Linked DNA regions of Homo sapiens: region 2 is linked to region 1. A link is a loop called in an ENCODE intact Hi-C map of the cell type or tissue named here. Cell type or tissue: GM12878. All regions are shown on one strand. Each heading gives the region's core, and the rest is flanking DNA. Links, peaks and the distances in the headings are about the cores only.

Region 1 (2,921 bases), core at 181-2,680:
CTATCTCAGTAATAACATACCAGCTCTGGAAATTCAGCCAAGTCATCCAGGATTTTTGTATTGATACAGTTTGTTGTTGCTGCAATTATTGTTTTTTATGCTGCTGTTGCTGATGTTTGTTTGCTAAATGACATTATTGAACTAATTACTTAAAGTCTATAACCTTTATTGTATGTGGCCACTGAAGTCTCTTTCATAGCTTAATGATCTGCTGTGATTGAATAGAAAGATTCTTAAATGACTTAAACCAGTAAGTCTCCCAATCTTTACTGAAGAGCTCTTCGTGTTTGTGTTGAGGCAACTTCAGTGTTCCAGCAGATAGTTTATACATCTTCCTTAGTCTTCACTTCCTATTTATACAAAGCCTCAACATCAACCAGATGTAAGAGAATAGGGGCTTTCCTGGACATGTGCACAAGCCTACACCTGTATGTTTCCTTCTAAGTTCTCAGAAACGTGTTCTAGTTTCTCAAAGCCTCCTATGGGCATCTCATTCCCCAGCCTTTTCTTTTATGTTTTTTGATCTGCTTCCTGTTTGTCCCAACTATTATTGCCACCTTCTGCAGCTTACATGTTAAACAATTGACATTGATTTTATTGATAAAATGCTCCTGAGGAAAAGCTGTCTGATTGAGTAAGCCCTGAAGCAATGCAAATAAAGACAAATTCTGCAAGTGGTGGTTTCCAGGGAACTCCCCTACATGTCAAATAATGAAAATTATCTGGGAATGAAAACTTTGGGTAGCCCAGACTCATTCTGTCCTTTCCCATGACTATTAGGTTGCTGTTTTTCATGACTATAGTGATTGCAAGGCTGTTGGTTTTTAAGATTACCATGATACTGAGGAGAGAGCTAATGGACTAGGGAAGATTAAAACCACAAAACTTAGGAAAACCAATGTCAACAAGATAGAAGAATAGGAGGCCCTCGGCCCCCTTTCCCCCTGAAAACACTGACTTAACAATAATAAGTATATTGTTGTCAGTAGACCAAATTGCCTTTGTGAGAAAACAAGAAACCAGGTAAGAGGTTGTGGCAGTCCAGGCTAGCACTAAGCCAATAGAACTGCATTAAAACAGGTAAAAAGGATTCCCAGGCAAGATGGCCAAACAGGAAGAGCTCTGGTCTGCAGCTCCCAGCAAGACCAATGCAAAAGGCGGGTGATTTCTGCATTTCCAACCTAGGTACCCGGTTCATCTCATTGGGACTGGTTAGACAGTGGGTGCAGCCCACAGAGGGCAAGCAGAAGCAGGGTGAGTCATTGCCTCACCCAGGAAGTGCAAGAGGTTGGGGAACTCCCTCCCCTAGCCAAGGGAAGCCGTGAGGAACTGTGCCATGATGAATGGTGCACTCTGGCCCAGATACTATGCTTTTTTTTGCAACCCACAGACCAGGAAATTCCCTCAGGTGCCTACACCACCAGGGCCCTGGGTTTCAGGCACAAAACAGGGTGGCCATTTGAGCAGACAGTGAGCTAGTTGCAGAAATTTTTTTTTTGCACCCCAGTGGGGCCTGGAATGCGAGCAAGACAGAACCATTCACTCCCCTGGAAAGAGGGCTGAAGCCAGGGAGCCAAGTGGTCTTGCTCAGCTGATCCCACCCCAATGGAGCCCAACAAGTTAAGATCCACCGTATTGAAATTCTCACTGCCAGTTCAGCAGTCTGAAGCCAACCTGGGATGCCTGAGCTTGGTCGGGGGAAGGGTGTTCACCATTACTGAGGCTTGAGTAGGCAGTTTTCCCTTCACAGTGTAAACAAAGCTGCTGGGAAGTTTGGACCAGGCAGAACCCACCACAGTGTTGCAAAGCCACTGTAGCCAGACTGCCTCTCTAGATTCCTCCTCTCTGGGCAGGGCATCTTTGAAAGAAAGGCAGCAGCCCCAGTCAGGGGCTTATAGATAAAACTCCCATCTCCCTGGGACAGAGCACCTGGGGGAAGGGGTAGCTCTGGGGGCAGCTTCTGCAGACTTAAACAGTTCTGCCTGCCAGCTCTGAGTTAACAGACACCTCATGCAGGAGAGCTCTGGCTGGCATCTGGTGGGTGCCCCTCTGGGATGAAGCTTCCAGAGGAAGGAGCAGGCAGCAATCTTTTCTGTTCTTTAGCCTCTGCTAGTGATACCCAGGCAAACAAGGTCTGGAGTGGACCTCCAGCAAACTCCAGCAGACCTACAGAAGAGGGGCCTGACTGTTAGAAGGAAAACTAACAAACAGAAACCAATAGCATCAATATCAAAAAAAAGGATGACCACACAAAAACCCCATCCGAAGGTCACCAATAGCAAAGACCAAAGGTAGAGAAATCCATGAAGATGAGGAAAAAACAGAGCAAAAAGGCTGAAAATTCCCAAAACCAGAATGCCTCTTCTCCTCCAAAGGATCACAACTCCTTGCCAGCAAGGGAACAAAACTGGAAGGAGAATGAGTTTGATGAATTGACAGAAGTAGCTTCAGAAGGTGCGTAATAACAAACTCCTCCAAGCTAAAGGACCACGTTCTAACCCAAGGCAAGGAAGCTAAGAACCTTGATAAAAGGTTACAGGAACTAACTAGAATAACCAGCTCAGAGAAGAACATAAATGACCTGATGGAACTGAAAAACACAGCAAGAGAACCTCGTGAAGCATACACAAGTATCAATAGCCGGAATCAGTCAAGCGGAAGAAAGGCTATCAGAGATTGAAGATCAACTTAAGGAAATAAAGGGTGAAGACAACATTAGAGAAAATAGAATGAAAAGGAATGAACAAAGCTATCAAGAAATTTGGAACTATGTGAAAAGACCAAACTTATGTTTGATTGGTATACCTGAAAGTGATGGGGAGAATGGAACCAAGGTGGAAAATACGCTTCAGGATATTATCCAGGAGAACTTCCCCAGCCCAGCAAGACAGGCCAACATTCAAATTCAAGAAATACAGAGA
Region 2 (2,921 bases), core at 266-2,765, 150 kb after region 1:
AACTATAAATATTAAACCAGTCTTAACCTAAGTCTAACCTTACTAAAATTAAATCATATTATACTTAAGCATCTCTAAAGGTTTGATTCATGGCAAAATATTGAATAATATGAGAAGCTCCTTTAAACAACCAAAAGAGACACTATTGATATCATTATAATCTTTGAATTAACAGATGTGCATTAAAAGATATAAGGTTTTGGTGGGATTTATATACATTTTTTAAAAGGCTATCAAGATGACCTATATCATCATTCACTGGTTTTCATGCCATGGCTTATTTGACATTTAAAGAGGTTGAAAATAAAAAGGATATAAGGGGAATGCCAAGGGGCATATAAAGTAAGGAACTGGATCAGAAGCCATCCAATGGAGAATTTAGAGCAATGCATGGACAGAGTTCACTAATGTTACAGATGTGAAGATGAAGAGGGGAGGGGAGGGGAAGGGAAGGGGAGGGGTAGGGTGAGGTGAGGTAAGAAGAAGAAAGGAGGGGTGGGGTAGGGTAGGGTAAAGAGGGGATGGGAGGCATGGGACAAAAAAGGGAGGGGAGGAGAGTGGACGGGTAGAGTGCGATATGGAGTGGAGGCTTTAGATGTGGTTAAGTTCACAGTGGTCCTAATGATCTTAGGGATCAAACTGAAATTAAATTTTGGTCAAAATGGACTCATCAACAATGATTTTTTTCAGTGATGTTTTGCAGATCAAAGTTCGTAACTGATAACCAGTTAATGGATGAGAAGAGACGAGGCTTTGTTTTAGCATATTCTCCAACACCATGGATACATAAGGCACAGATGAGGAGCAGTTCATGGCCAAAAATCTAGTTATCTCAGTCTGGTAAAATGTCTTAGGCTTTTTCCTCAAAGAGCTGTTCCTATGACCATCCCCTTGCCTGCCTCAGATGAGTCCTACCAGCAGGATGGAGCTTCAATATGTGACTCATGTATCTCCTTACTCTGCTAAGAAAAGTGTATAAAACACTCTGGGTCCTCATATTTTAGTTGATAGGAATCAAAAGAAGCAAAAAGCAAGAACACCAACTTACAAATTAAGACTAGAAAATATGTGATATTTCTTCCTCCCACACCACATTAAGCATTGCTAAGCAATCATGTTACTTTTTTTTTTTTTTTTTTTTTTTTACTAAATACAGACAGCCTTTGAATTCTCTAAGCAGAATTCCAGGCTATGTGTTATTGGCACTCTAGGTAAAATCCTGCCGGACATGACATAAATGCAAATTATTTTATAATTGAATAAACCACACTATTTCATCTATAGCTTACAGTTTATAAAGGGCTTTCAGATACCTTAAATCAAGGTTCATAAATACAGTAAGGATGGGTTTTAGTTTCATTGAACAAATGAGAAAGTTCAGAGGTAAAGTAATGCAGTTAGTAAGTAGAAGAGCCAGGATGTGAATGTCAGCATTTTGTTTTTCAAATCTGGTGCTTTTGCTATAGCCTACCTGATTTCCTGAATACACACACACACGAACCTATATATAAGTATGTAATTAAAAAGAGAAAATGAAAACAATTGTTAAGCAACACTACTACAATAATGGCAATGACAAAATACAATAACTATTTTCATTCTTGCCGAGTTTCTCGGTGCTTGCCAGTACTCAATCACCAAATAAAGTAGCAGTTTTTATGTTTCCTGGGTTTCCAGGTGTTAGGGTCCTTTAAGGAGTAAGCTCAATTCCACAGCGCCCTCTAGAGCTTGGGTCTTCTAATTCTTAGCCTCTGAGACAAGATAATTATAAAAAACTTTTTCAGTTTATATTTGCCTTATCAATGTAATCATTAGAATTAAAACTTATTAAGCATTTACTGTTGCTAACACTTTAGTTTGTACTCTGCATGTATTCTTATTTCTTTCTCTTATTCTGACACAGTAGGCATCAGTAACCTCATATTGTAGATGAGAAACCTGAAGCTCAGAGTTCAGGCAACTTGTCTAAATTAATTTAGTTCAAACAGAACAGAGCTAGAATTTAAATTCAAATCTTGACTTCAAATCTTGACTCCATGCTTTTCTCATAATGCAATGGTGCCTCTAAACCAAGAGATGGGCCAGTCAACTTAATGAATTTACACACAACACTCTCAAATTTTCCAAAACATATAAATCTGAGGCTGTTCTCCCCAGCATCACAGATAATTTCTTGTACCCTTTTAGATCGACAGTGGAAATATTTTTCTCTCCGCCCATATATTGAGATGCACTTCTCACTCATGGTTTCATCCTCCAACCCCCAACATATGGAGATTTCCTCATTTATGTGCTAATCTTTCTGAAAATTTAGAATGCAATATATAAAAATAAACCTACTACATCACCCTGGTTATACGTTTACACATGCACACACACAACACAAACCTCCTTCTCTTCTTTTAGGCTGTGTGTGCTATAACCTTCTCAAATATCAATGTCAATGTCATAATCATTTAGACTTAAAATCTTGTCTTCAGCTTTGACATTTATCATTGCTTGCTGAAATGTGATCAATTCCTCCCCCATGATATTTCTAAATGCACCTCTTTTTTCTAGCCTCATGAAAACCCCACCACATCAGCGGCTCATTACCACTGACATAAATTGCTATTATAACATCACTTCATTCCTCTTAAGAATTCTCATTCTAATCTACTTTTGACACTAGTTGCAGAATATGCTTCCCAACACACAGTCTTGTTTATGTCTCTCTGCTGCCCAATAAACATGCTTTGGTTACTAAATAATACCTGAGCACCTTTGTCTTGGCATTCAAGGCTGTTTATGATTTAGCCCAAACCAAAACATCAAGTAAATTCCTATTTCCCATCATGTTTCATTTATTAACTGTGCATCCTTGAGAAAGTAATTTTAGTACCATGAGTCTCAATTTCATCATCCATTGATTTTACATATAT

What was found. A loop is a pair of places that touch in the nucleus more often than their neighbours do. Peaks named below come from ENCODE experiments on the same cell type or tissue, not always from the same donor. Only the 100,000 strongest peaks of a DNase experiment are listed, where the experiment ranks them.
Region 2: it touches region 1 in a loop (2.6-fold over the local background); 3 of 110 quality-filtered maps call a loop at or near these places.

The regions. Positions count from the first base shown.
Region 1 is chr2:147,181,125-147,184,045 of GRCh38, forward strand. No RefSeq gene overlaps it. Among named protein-coding and RNA genes, the nearest start is that of LINC01911, 340 kb to the left of the region's middle. RefSeq lists enhancers at 577-626, 657-716. In GM12878, for the core only: no CTCF peak of the experiment used is centred there; DNase peaks (open chromatin) are centred at 437 and 1,347; H3K27ac peaks cover 2,109 bases.
Region 2 is chr2:147,330,508-147,333,428 of GRCh38, forward strand. No RefSeq gene overlaps it. Among named protein-coding and RNA genes, the nearest start is that of LINC01911, 490 kb to the left of the region's middle. In GM12878, for the core only: a CTCF peak has its summit at 1,716 (motif pointing left); a DNase peak (open chromatin) is centred at 1,650.